3 separate regions of the Homo sapiens genome follow, and regions 1 and 2 are each linked to region 3. Evidence: chromatin contacts called from ENCODE Hi-C or POLR2A ChIA-PET data. All regions are on one chromosome and are shown on one strand. Each heading gives the region's core, a stretch centred on a gene start or an enhancer-like site at or near the end of the contact. The rest is flanking DNA. Distances are from core to core; before and after follow the strand shown.

What was found. Hi-C counts contacts between places; a loop is a spot of excess contacts on that map. ChIA-PET counts read pairs that join two places held with the same protein, here RNA polymerase II (POLR2A). Pooled maps may share reads with other maps.
Region 1: a pooled map shows a loop between it and region 3 (4-fold over the local background). The contact joins two enhancer-like sites. A Hi-C loop is called at or near these places in 2 of 37 single-sample maps with no recorded cell type and 2 of 50 pooled maps. POLR2A ChIA-PET finds 5 or more read pairs at or near these places in 1 of 52 experiments (GM12878).
Region 2: a map of endothelial cell of umbilical vein shows a loop between it and region 3 (8-fold over the local background). The contact joins two enhancer-like sites. A Hi-C loop is called at or near these places in 11 of 168 maps with a recorded cell type or tissue (A673, B cell, GM12878 and 6 more), 16 of 37 single-sample maps with no recorded cell type and 23 of 50 pooled maps. POLR2A ChIA-PET finds 5 or more read pairs at or near these places in 1 of 52 experiments (T-cell).

Annotation. Positions count from the first base shown.
Region 1 is chr1:92,458,714-92,463,029 of GRCh38, forward strand. No RefSeq gene overlaps it. Among named protein-coding and RNA genes, the nearest start is that of GFI1, 26 kb to the right of the region's middle. Within about 2 kb of position 1,483, at least 2 of the 41 ENCODE cell types and tissues checked have a DNase peak (open chromatin) inside an H3K27ac peak, as active enhancers do.
Region 2 is chr1:92,312,914-92,317,191 of GRCh38, forward strand. All of the region lies in intron 6 of RPAP2 (RNA polymerase II associated protein 2), which reads left to right. It also overlaps a transcript of GLMN not described here. Among named protein-coding and RNA genes, the nearest start is that of RPAP2, 16 kb to the left of the region's middle. Within about 2 kb of position 2,983, at least 3 of the 41 ENCODE cell types and tissues checked have a DNase peak (open chromatin) inside an H3K27ac peak, as active enhancers do.
Region 3 is chr1:92,814,592-92,818,997 of GRCh38, forward strand. No RefSeq gene overlaps it. Among named protein-coding and RNA genes, the nearest start is that of RPL5, 15 kb to the right of the region's middle. Within about 2 kb of position 2,925, at least 4 of the 41 ENCODE cell types and tissues checked have a DNase peak (open chromatin) inside an H3K27ac peak, as active enhancers do.

The sequences.
Region 1 (4,316 bases), core at 233-2,732, 360 kb before region 3:
GGCATGCGCCACTACGCCCAGCTAATTCTTGTATTTTTAGTAGAAGACAGGGTTTCACCATGTTGGCCAGGCTGGTCTCGAACTCCTGACCTCAGGTGATCCACCCGCCTTGGCCTCCCAAAATGCTAGGATTACAGGTGTGAGGCACTGCTCCTGGCCAGCCCTGTTACATTTCAAAGTCATTGATTAAGAATAATAGGATAATAACTATTATATGTTGGTTGTTTCCTCTGGGCCTGGCATCTTGCAGGTATCTGCAATCCTCACAATAACCCTACAAGTAGGAATTATTCTTCCCATGTATTCCCAACAGATAAAGCAACTAGGATTAAATTGTCCAAAGGCATGCAACTAGTCAGCAAAGGAATTTGAATTCTGCTCTTTGCAATCAATCTTGATCTACTTTTCTTTTTATTTATTTATTTATTTATTTATTTTTGAGACGAAGTCTCACTCTGTTGCCCAGGCTGGAGTGCAATGGTATGATCTTGGCTCACTGCAACCTCCGCCTCCCAGGTTCAAGCGATTCTCCCACCTCACCCTCCCAGTAGCTGTGATTACAGGCACCTGCCATCATTCCCGGCTAATTTTTTTTTTTTTGTATTTTTGTAGAGACGGGGTTTCACCATGTTGGCCAGGCTGGTCTTGAACTCCTGACCTCAGGTGATCCGCCTGCCTCGGCCTCCCAAAGTGCTGGGATTACAGGCATGAGCCACTGCACCCAGGCCTGATCTACTTTTTAAGCCACAGAGATGTTTTTCTTAATATTGATGGAACACAGTGGCTTTCATATTTTAGAGGAGGCACTGAAAGCAAGGTAAGCAGAGAAAAGATTTTATGGGGTAAGTCTTTCCACTTCAGAGTTCCAACACATGGGCTCCCATCAGCTCACTCCATATCCATGATAGGTTTAATCAGATTCAGGTTTAATCTATAATGAAATAATCGTGCAGAAACCGACTTCATGATACTGGCAGTCAGAACTCTCAGATCTCCCTTGTTCTCTATTATTTCCAAAGGTGACCTTTGTTTGCTTGAGACACAAAACCAGTTCCTTCATCTGAATTGTCTTTTACACCCTCACGTATCTAATAGGACTTTCTCTCAAATACAGACTTTGGATGTCATTTTCTTCATTTTGGGGGGTTGGTGGCTTTTGTCCTTAGCAGCTGTGGCCTTAGACTTTATCTAGGTTTGCAATCAGGAAGCTGTGATACTTCCTGAGACTGTTCTGGGTAAAATTTACACAATACAAGTTGAGTTCTCTTTCTTCACTTAGGAGTTGCTCTGGGCTCTTGAAAGGACAGGCTGTGCTCTGTCCAGTTTGCTACAGGTTGAATCCAACAGTTGGTAAGAACCAGCCTCTGTGGTTTACAGCTACTTGTGCTTCCTGAGCAACACTCGTGGAGAATTTGGAAAGAAGGCAATGATTAGGATTAGAGTCTAGAAAACCGTTAAGAAGGAGGAAGTTTATCAACTTAGTGGGAGTAAATCTCCAAACCACTCTCAGAATGCTAACACGCACAGTTTCTCTTTGCCATGACCAATCGTCAGGCTGTTGAAGGAAACCAACCTAATAGCAGAGGCAAAGGGAGAAGCTGGAGAAGAATAATCATTTAAAAATATTCACATCCTTTGACCAAATAAATAAGTCAGGAATGGACATTGTTAGGTGCCCCCCCCAACTTTTTTTTGTTGTTGTTGTTGAGATGGAGTCTTGCTGTCACCCAGGCTAGAGTACAGTGGCACCATCTCAGCTCACTGCAACCTCCACCTCCTGGGTTTGAGTGATCCTCCTGCCTCAGTCCCAAGTAGCTGGGCTTACAAGTATGTGCCACCACGCCCACCTAATTTTTTTTTTTTTGTATTTTTAGTAGAGATGGGGTTTCGCAGTGTTGGCCAGGCTGGTCTCAAACTCCTGACCTCAAGTGATCCACCCACCTTGGCCCCCCAAAGTGCTGGAATTACTGTGCCCGGCCCTAGAGCCACTTATTATACACAAGTTTTTCCATTTGTGAAATGCTCCCAAAGTTGTAACCATCATTCTGTATTTATTTCTTGACTTATAGACAGGGTCTCCCTCTGTTGCCCAGGCTGGAGTGCAGTGGTGCAATCATAGCTCACTATAACCTCCAACTCCTAGGCTCAAGCAATCCTCCTGCCTCAGCCTCCCACAGTGCTGTGATAACAAGCATGAGTCACTGTGCTTGACCCTATCACTCTATATTTAAAAGTTATTTCCTTGCTGGGTACACCTTGGAACTCTCTGATGAATTAATCTATTTTTATATTTATTGATACAAATTTTAATACTATTTTAAATACTATTAAAAGTTTCATGAGCTTATTATTAAGTTTGTGTGCTAGGAGTCTAGTTTCTGGGCCTTCATCCCCAGAGTGCTGTCTTTGTCTCCTGTTGGTGAGAGGACTTAAAGGAGTAGGAGAGGGGAAAATACACAAGTTGGAGTCTGTGTAAGCAGATTTGGTAAATGAAAATGAGAGAACAGGGTGGCCTGAGGTTTGGGATGATGTCTGAATTAGAGGTGTTCAGCTTTGCCAGCCTCCACAAACAATAGTAATACAGAAGAAAATGTCAACTCACTGCCTATCAGAAAATAGCATAAATAATGCCTTTGACGACTATAGTATCTGTTCTCTGAAATTTAAAGTATTGCCTCACCAAATCCCATAACACCTCCTGTGAAGTGAATAGGATAAGTATTAGCATTTCCACTTGAAACCCCTTATTTCAGTTAGGAGTAGATTAGGGGTAGGGAGAAAAGCAGAAGAACCAGATATCTAGGAAAGAGACTGCCTGATCCTCATGAGGCTGAACTTGTCCACACATCTCATGCCTTTTCACGATCACATGCCCAGAAGACCTGATTCAAATCTTGTCTTCACCATTTAGTACCTCTCTGAGTTTCAGTTTTCTCATGCATAATACAGATGTAATGACAATCATCTAACAGGAATGTTAAATTGGGAAAATATTGGCAAAACGCTTGACACATAATAGGTGTTTAAGATATGTATGATCTCTTCCCTTCCCCGACAGTTCACAAAAGCGAAATTATTATCACATGTTTTCTATAATTGGAAGGGAACAAAAGTAGTAGAATATCCCTAAGGTTGGCAGATACCACAGTCAAACCACACTCCATTTAAGATGTGCTAAACAAGGTATTTAAGAAAGTGACCACATGGGGGAATAAAAGAGACATTTATAATGGCAACCCAAAGAGGCAAACCCCACAAGGACACAATGAAAACTGAAACCACAATAATCTCTAAATAGAGAAGTAATAATTGTAGCCTATATTTAAGTGTACGGGAAGCAAAGGTTTAGGTGGGTAGGGTTGTCTGCCATGGCAATCATGCTTATTATTTCAAAATTTGTGGAGAGAACTAGAACTATTTTTTTTAAGTCACAAAACATTTCAGGTCTTTCCACTCTTATTGAAAAAAAAAAAAGTACAGAAATAAAAGAAGTAATAAAAAGTGAGGCTGGGGAATGGGCCAGGGCAGGAGTATACAGGTAGAATCAACTGTATTGATAAAATTCTTTTTTTTTTTTTTTTTTTTTGAGACGGAGTCTCGCTCTGTCACCCAGGCTGGAGTGCAATGGCACAGTCTCAGCTCACTGCAAACTCAACCTCCCAGGTTCAAACAATTCTCCTGCCTCAGCCTCCCAAGTAGCTGGGATTACAGGCATGTGCCACCATGCCTGGCTTTGTATTTTTAGTAGAGACGGGGTTTCACCATGTTGGCCAGGCTGGTCTCGAACTCCTAACTTCAAGTGATCTGTTCGCCTCAGCCTCCCAAAGTGCTGGGATTACAGGCATGAGCCACTGTGCTCGGGCAACATAATAAAAATTTCTAAGTGGATTTGAAATAGGTGGTCAAGTTACAATAAAAAAGAATCATCGATATCTGCAGGGAGTTCTATCTGCAATCAAAAATGAAATGTGTAATCCCACTTTCCAAATGCTGCCAGAAAACATATTTGCACTTCTGATTTTAGAATCAATAAGTTAGTTAACAAAGAATACAGCTTTGCCCCTGGACACTAGTAAGTTGCTGGATCAGGTGCCTCATACAATTGTACTTATTCAGGGACATAGAGAAGCCTGGTCTCCATCAGGCAGATGGAAACAACTTGGGCTATGGCAGCAAAGGGCACCAGGCAATGGAATAGTCCTGGGCTTGGGAGAGGTGGTCTGTAAATTGCTGCCGTCAGCAATGAGTGGCTAATTTCTTAAATATCCTTGTGAATTTTTAAGAGAAAAAAATACACCAGGATAGACTTAATTGAA
Region 2 (4,278 bases), core at 1,733-4,232, 500 kb before region 3:
TCAGTTCAGTGGCGAAATCTCAGCTCACTGCAACCTCTACCTCCCAGGCTCAAGCGATTCTCATGCCTCAGCCTCCCAAGTAGCTGGGACCACAGGCATGCGCCACCACACCCGGCTTATTTTTGTATTTTTAGTAGAGATGGGGGTTTTGCCATGTTGGCCAGGCTGGTCTCGAACTCCTGGCCCCAAGTAATCCACGCACCTTGGCTTCCCAAAGTGTTGGGATTACAGGCATGAGCCACTGTGCCCACTCCCAAATGTTCTTAATGACATCTAGAATGGTGAATCCTTTCGTGAAGGATTTCTATTTACTTTGCCCAAATCCATCAGAGGAATCACTCTATGGCAACTATACCTTTAGGAAATGTATGTCTTAAGACTTGAAAGTTGAAATTACTCCTTGACCCATGGGCTGCAGAATGGATATTGTGTTAGCAGGCATGAAAACAACACTAATCTTGTACATTTGCATCAGAGTTCTTGGGTGGCTAGGTACATTGTTAATAATCAGTAATATTTGGAAAGGAATCTTTTTTTTTTTTTTGAGCAGTAGGTTTCAACAGTTGGCTTAAAATATTCAGTAAGCCATGCTGTAAACAGATGTGCAGTCGTTTAGGCTTTGCTGTTCCATTTATGGAACACAAGCAGAGTAGATTTAGCATAATTCTTAGGGGCCCTAGGATTTTCAGAATAATAAATAAGCATTGGCTTCAACTTAAAGTTACCAGCTACGTTAGCCCCTAACAAGAGAGTCATCCTGTCCTTTGAAGCTTTGATGCCACATATTTACTTCTCCTCTATAGCTATGAAATCCCTAGATGGCATCTTCCTCCAATATAAGGCTGATTTGTCTACATTGAAAATTTGTTTAGTGTAGCTATCTTAATCAGTGCTCCTAGCTAGATCTGTTGGATAACTTGCTGTACCTTCTACATCAGCACTTGTGGCTTCACCTTGCACTTTTATGTTGTGGAGATGGCTTCTTTCCTTGAATCTCATGAACCAAACTTTGCTATCTTCTACCTATTCTTCTGCAGCTTCCTCACCTCTCTCAGTCTTCACAGAATTGAGGAGAGTTAGAACCTTGCTCTGGATTAGGCTTAAGGGAATGTTGTAGCTGGTTTAACCTATCCAGACCACTAAAACTTTCTCTATACCAGCAATAAGGCTGTTTTGCTTTTTTGTGTTCACTGGACTAGCATTTTAAATTTCCTTTAAGAACTTTTCTTTTGCATTCACAACTTGCGTACTGGCAAAATAGGCCTAGCTTTTGGCCAGTCTCAGCTTTTGACATGCCTTCCTCACTAAGCTTAATCATTTCTAGCTTTTGATTTAAAGTGAAAGAAAGTGTGACTCTTCCTTTTACTTGAACACTCAGAGGCCATTGTAAGGGTTTTTTTGTTGTTGTTGCTGTTGCTGTTGTTTTTTGGTTTTTGGGTTTTTTTTTTTTTGCATTTAGTAGTGCATTTTATTTATTCTAAGTTGCATACATTTTTACATTTTTAACATCTGTGCAATTGAAATGGATCTCACAACTGATAGACTCTTAGATTACAGCTGGACACAGAGGCTAACACCAGTAATCCAGCACTTTGGGAGGCCAAGGCCGGTGGATCACTTGAGGTCAGGAGTTCAAGACCAGCCTGGCCAACAGGGTGAAACCCCATCTCTACTAAAAATACAAAAATAGGTGGTGGCATGCACCTGTAATCCCAGCTACTTGGGAGGCTAAGGCAGGAGAATCACTTGAACCCAGGAGGCAGAGGTTGCAGTGAGCTGAGATGGTGCCACTGCACTACAGCCTGGGCAACAGAGTGAGACTCCATCTCAATAAATTAAAAAAAAAAAAGGCTGGGTGTGGTGGCTCACACCTGTAATCCCAGCACTTTGGGAGGCCAAGGCAGGTGGATCACCTGAGGTCAGGAGTTTGAGACCAGCCTGGCCAACATGGCAAAACCCCGTCTCTACTAAAAATACAAAAATTAACCGGGCATGGTGGCTCACGCCTGTAATCCCAGCTACTCGGGAGGCTGAGGTGCGAGAATCTCTTGAACCCGAGAGGCAGAGGTTGCAGTGAACCGAGATAGTGCCACTGCACTCCAGCCTGGGTGAAGAGCGAGACTCTGTCTCAAAATCATAAATAAATAAATAGAAATTAGCTTTTCAGAGAGACAGAGGTCTTGTCTTGTTGCAGTCTCAAAAAAAAAAAAAATTTAAAGGAAAAGCAGTATTCAATGTCAGTGAGTCTTCCATTGTAAAGTTACTAATTGGCCTAATTTCAATATTGTTGTGTCTCAAGGAATAGGGAGGCCTGAGAAGAGGAAGCGAGATGGGTGAACAGCTGGTTGGTGGATCAGTCAGAACACACACATTTATCAATTAAGTTTGACATTTTATGTGGGCTTGGTTCATGGTACCCCAAAGCAATTACAACAGTAACATCAAAAATTACCACATATTACTATAACAGATAATAATGAAGTTTGAAATATGATAATTACCAAACTGTGACACAGAGAACACATTTTGTTGGAAAAATGGTGCTGACAGACTGGCAGACACAGTTACCACAAACATTCAATTTGTAAAAAATGCAGTATTTGCAAAGCGCAGTAAAGGAAAGCACAGTTAAACAAGGTATGCTTGTGTAAATTTATTTACCAGATTTTATAATACCAAAACCAAACAATATCCCTTAGAATTTATAAGAGTAATATCTTTATATCACAGTAAGCTCACTACCTCATTGGTATAGATGTTTAAATAAATTTAAGATTTAGACAAATTCATAAATTCTACCTCCATACTTTTATAAGGTTTTGGAGTCAGAAAGGGCCTTGGAGGTTTTCTAGCTCCTCATCTTTAAGGTATGTAAAATATCTGGAGTAGATCCGTAATGTCATGGAGACTAACAGTGGTTCTCACAAAATGTCTCCTGATACCCTGTTAGAGACAAAACATTGACCTAGAATGGTCTGGGTCGTGACGCACTGTGATGCTTCTCATCTTGTGAGTTAGAAATTTTTCACCCACTTGGTGGCCAGAAACAGACCACATAGAGTTTTGATGCTCTGAGACAGTGTGCTCACATAGGTAATTATATAGTTGCAGTTATAAATCCTGTTTGGCTAAATGTAGGCTCTGACAAGCCTTTGAAGGTGGGAAGTCTCCTGCATTGTAATCTAAAATCTTAAATCTAAGAAGGACAAATGTGGAAAATCAAATTATGATTTTAAAGATGAAATTGGGGTGAATGGTTAATGCTGACAGAGCTAAAAGCGCCATCATCTGGTCCAGAGTAGGGGATTTCACACGTTGCTTCTTGGCAGTAAACAGTAGAATCTCAGAGGTGCGGAAGCCAAAAACCTCTGCAGAACAACTATAACCTCTTCCTGAACAGCCACCTCTGTTGCTTGGTATGCAGAATAAAAGCTTTCTGAAACAGGGTTTGACATGTCTCAAAATAGATTTGAAAAGTTCTCACCATACCTGCTGCTTCTGTTGGTTTACATATAACATACATATTCCAAGTGATATATATGCACATATATATAAATATGTACATATATCCACTAAGTTCTTTGGCATAAGTTATTTCTAGTTTTAGATTTACTTTGCTAAAATGAAAACCAATCATCTAATTTATACCTTAGTGAAAGTAAGATGAAAATGTTTATAAAGAAACAGCTTACAAGCATTCTTTAACTAGGATGGTTACATATTTTTGTTTTGTAAACTGAGCTTTCACAACTATCTTCAGGACAACAAAAATTGTGGGAAGATAATAGAAAATACTTAGCTGGAAGAGAAATGGCACTTTCTCTTCAAACGAAAGAAATTTGGATTTCATCTAAGAAAGGACAGAAAAGAAAGAGCAATGTAACTTGGTGCTTCATTCTTTCTAAAACAGCACCTAGCAAAAACAAACTGGAATTTTATATCGAATCTTGAATCTAGTTTATTTCAGTGTCAGGTACCATTCTTTATAGATTGGGGATGAGGGAAGGTATTTAAGGTTCCTTTAAGATAGTTAAGATCTAGAAACAATGTTGAGTTTAGTTCTTAGAAAAATTACACAAAGGAGAAGAAAATAGTTTGTAAAGTATATTGAGTTCCTGTGAAAGGGATTAAGCAAAGGTGGTATCCTTGCAACTTTTTTGGGTCTTTTTCTAACACTAAATAGAGGCAACAGGATATAGAAAGGGCTTGGCCTAATTCGAATCCTAGATTTACTACTTGTTAGCTATGTGATCTTAGGAAGTCATTTAACCTCTCAAA
Region 3 (4,406 bases), core at 1,675-4,174:
TCTCCCTGTGTTGCCCAGGCTGGTTTCAAACTCCTGGGCTCAAGTGTTCCTCCTGCCTCAACCTCCCAAAGTGCTTGGATTACAAGCGTGAGCCATGATGCCCAGACTAAATTAACGTTGTTATTGTGGGAGTGGGTTAGTTATCGTGAGAGTTTGGCTTTCTTTTCTCTCTGTCTCACATGCTCACTTGTCTTCCACTTTCCACCATAAATTATCCTCACCAAACACTAGACTATGCTGTTGGACTTCTCAGGCTCCAAAACCATGAGCCACATAAACTTCTACTCTTTATGTTATCCAATCTGTGGTATTCTGCCATAGCAGCAGAAAATAGATCAAGACATATCTATTTCCATCAATACTACTTCTAACAATGAATATTGAGCATTTATTTAATCCTCACAATAATTCTTGGAGGTAGTACTATTACTATTGCCATTTTATGGGTAAAAAATTGGGGGCTTAGGGAGGTAGTAAGTGTTGGAGCCACGCAGAAACCTAGAACCTGTTTACTCTCAAGCTCAGGCCTTAACAGGTACAGCTAACATTCATCCCAAAGAACAGGATGCAGAGGGATAGAGCAGGAAAATGACATAAATTACCTCTGGGGGGATTTCTTAAAGTTGACTCGAGTTTATCGAAATTTCAGTCTTAAGCCTCATTTTCTAACAGTTAATTAGTTTAAAATGAGATATATTTCTGCAAAGTTTTGGGGATGGGAGAGAGTGTTTTGGTTTTTTGGTTTTTGGTTTTTTTTGAGACGTACTCTCGCTCTGTCGCCCAGGCTGGAGTGCAGTGGCATAATCTTGGCTCACTGCAACCTCTTCCTCCTAGGTTCAAGCAATTCTTCTGTCTCAGCCTCCCGAGTAGCTGGGACTACAGGCGCTCACCACCATGCCCGGCTGATTTTTGTATTTTTAGTAGAGACAGAGTTTCACCATATTGGTCAGGCTGGTCTCGAACTCCTGACCTCAGGTGATCCGCCCATCTCGGCCTCCCAAAATTCTGGGATTACAGGTGTGGGCCACCATGCCCAGCCACAACCAGTAGATTCTTAAAGGTGATATGGAAAAGCCAATCCTGATTTTGTTTGTTTGTTTGGGTTTTTTTGTTTGTTTGTTTGTTTTTGAGACCGGGTCTCACTCTGTCACCCAGGCTGAAGTGCAGTGGTGTGATCACAGCTCACTGCGGCCTCTACCTCCCAGGATCCATTGATCCTACTGCCTCAGCCTCTCAAGTAGCTGGGACTACAGGCACATGCCATCATACAGAGCGAATTGTTTTTTGTATATAAATATGCGATTTTACTGGCCTAAAATTTGGGAAGGGAAGGAGGATATAGAGAAAGCCTGGGAGAAGCTTGCCAAGATTCCTCTGTTTCCAATAATGGAGGGGCAGGAGCAGGCACCACCTTCTCTCTCTGAGGCACACACTCTCAGTTTGAGAGTGTGTGTGTGTGTGTGTGTGTGTGTGTATTTGTGTATGTAGAGATGAGGTTTCACCATGTTGCCCAGGCTAGCCTCGAACTCCTAGGCTCAAGTGATCTGCCTGCCTTGGCCTCCCAAAGAGCTGGGACCACAGGCATGAGTCACTGTGCCTGGCTACCAATTCTTATTATATGGATTTTAAATTTCCAAATAATAAAGTTAGAAACTAGTTACCCTTCCTTGCGACGTGAATTTTCAGGCCTGAAGATTTGTGTTAGGCAGTGCTTCACCTTCCCAAAATAATTCCCTTTGAGAATTATTTCAGATGTCAACTAGGGAAGCTCTTTCCCCTCAGAAAAGCAGTTAAATTCCACTCAATCTTTCAGTTTCTGAGGTCTGTAAAATCCAATGTCCTAACCAGGATTCCTGCTAATTCCCAGTGACTTATAATTTCATGATCATTTCTGCCTTCAGCTCATATTTTGGGGCGTGCTGTTTTTGTTCCTCTTTCATTCATGCCAGCCCAGAATTTAGCCCCACATGACTTTTCAAAGGAAATTCATTTCCACCAACATTTTACGGATTTTAGTAGACTTCACTGAAGATAGTGGGATCATGGAGAAGAGTCAATTCATAGAAAGCCATCACGGTGGCTTCACTCTCCTCTCTTTCCTTTCCCCCGTCTCATTCATATGACTTCCTTTCAGAAGCAAAGCAAATTCTTCCCCTGGCTCTGCCCCTGATGGAGACAGGGTCTTGCTATGTTGACCTGGTTTGTTTGTTTGTTTTTTAGAGAGATGAGATCTCACTCTGTCGCCTAGGCTGGAGTGCAGCTGTGTAATCCTCCTACTTCAGCTCCCAAAATGCTAGGATTACAGGTGTGCAAAGCAAATTCTTCGCCTGGCTGTCTGCATAGCAGTTTTTCAAGCCTGATGCTTCAGCAAGTCCTTGAGGCCTCACCCTCCACAGCAGCACCTTATCCAAGTATTTCCTCCAGCAGAGGATTCTAGTAGAAAAAAGAAAAAATATAGCTATTCTATTATAGAAAAAAAAAAGCTTATTTTATTCTGGAAAAGAGGACTTATTCTATATTCTTCAACAAGTGTGTAAATAATGGTGACAGTAAAATTTAAAAAGTCTCATCTAGGAAGTCATGTTAAGTTTCTACTTTTGGTGAATGAAAAATTATTGGTGAATGAAAAATTATTCTAAATTGGGTGGGTTTTAAAGGAAAAAATCATCTAGAGATTTTCTTGCCTGGGCCTTTACTTAATCTATGATGGGGACAACACCAAGGTTTAATGATTACTTCAGCAATAAATGACCAAAGAAAGTACACATGGTGATCTAAAGGCAAACATTCTAGTTTAGTAAGTAAGTTAAAACTATATCCACTTTGCCCATACTAATGCTGATCAGAACCTGTTTTTCCAATGTAAATACTGCAACTACACTGGTTGTGTTACACTTAAAATTGGGCAAAGTTCAAAGAATCTCAATTGCACCTACTCCAGGAAGCCAAGTGTTATGGGTCGTTGCAGATGACCAACCAGGGACAGCTTTAGGATTTTTACACAGCAGGAGCATACAGCAGCTTTCTAGGTGGAGAGGTAGGGTGAGAGAACAGGTCTTGAAGGTGCATGTACATAGCACTTTATAAAAATTGAGAAAATACTAATCGTCTGTATCAATGATGGGGGTGCTAATGAAGACTGTAGGGATACTAAAGCCCATTCTCTCCTTTGGTGCTACCCATGGCCCTGGGGGCTGAAATGGTCTGGAGTCTTTCTGACTTGTTGGTTTCAAACTTGAAGCCATCCAAGAATTGTTTCAGCCCCTTTTGGTATTGAGAATATATAAATTCACTACTACTGATAGCCTCAGACATTCTTGAAAAAAGGAGTCCCCACCCAAGGCTGGTCTTTGTCTCAACCAAAGACTGGCAGCAAGGATTCATGGGTTAAAGAGAGGGGCAAGAATTAGGAGGTAGTGGGTCTAGGAGGTAAAATCAATTTCATAGCTGAAGGAAGAATGGCCATTTATGTATTATAGAGGACAAAATGCAAAAGACAGTTGTGGAACACATACAGGTTATACCATATTTTTGGACCAAACTCAGAAGTGCACATGAATATGACCTGTGTACAATCCATGAGGTCCTGTGCTTACTTCCTGGTTTTAGGATAGCAACACTTTGAATTGCAAAGTCACTTACTGACATCTAATGACCCTGTCATTAGCCGCCTTCTCTCTCTGAGGCATTGCCCCAAACACCCACAAACACACAAACTCAAACTCACCTGCTCCTGCCCCTCTGTTACTGGAAACAGATGAATCTTGGCAAGCTTCTCCCAGGCTTTCACCAATATCCTCCTTCCCTTCCCAAATTTTAGGCCAGTAGCCAGTAGCTGCACCCTTCTTCAGGTATACTTAGATGGAAAGAAGTAGGTCATTTGTTCATTTCCCAATTTTCTTTCTGCCCCTAGAAATACAGCTTCATCTTCTGGCAGCTTGCTGGCCACACTCCTCCTTCTGGTGAGTAGAAGCACTGCAAGCAAGACCAAATTACCCCTAATCCACTGCAAATCTCTATTTGTCAAAACAAAACAAAACAACAACAAAACACCTCAAATAAAACTAGAGGCCAGGCCTGGTGGCTCATGCCTGTAATCCCAGCACCTTAGGAGCCCAAGGACATCATATTACCTGAGGTCAGGAGTTCGAGACCACCCTGGCCAACATGGCGAAACCCCGTCTCTAATAAAAATACACAAAAACTAAGCTGGGAGCAGTGGCTCATGCCTGTAATCCCAGCACTTTGGGAGGCCGAGGTGGGGGGAACACTTGAGGTCAGGAGTTCGAGACCAGCCTGGCCAAAATGGCGAAACTCTGTCTCTACTAAAAATACAAAAAGTAGCTAGGCGTTCTGGTGTGCGCCTGTAGTCCCAGCTACTTGGGAGGCTGAGGCAGGAGAATCGC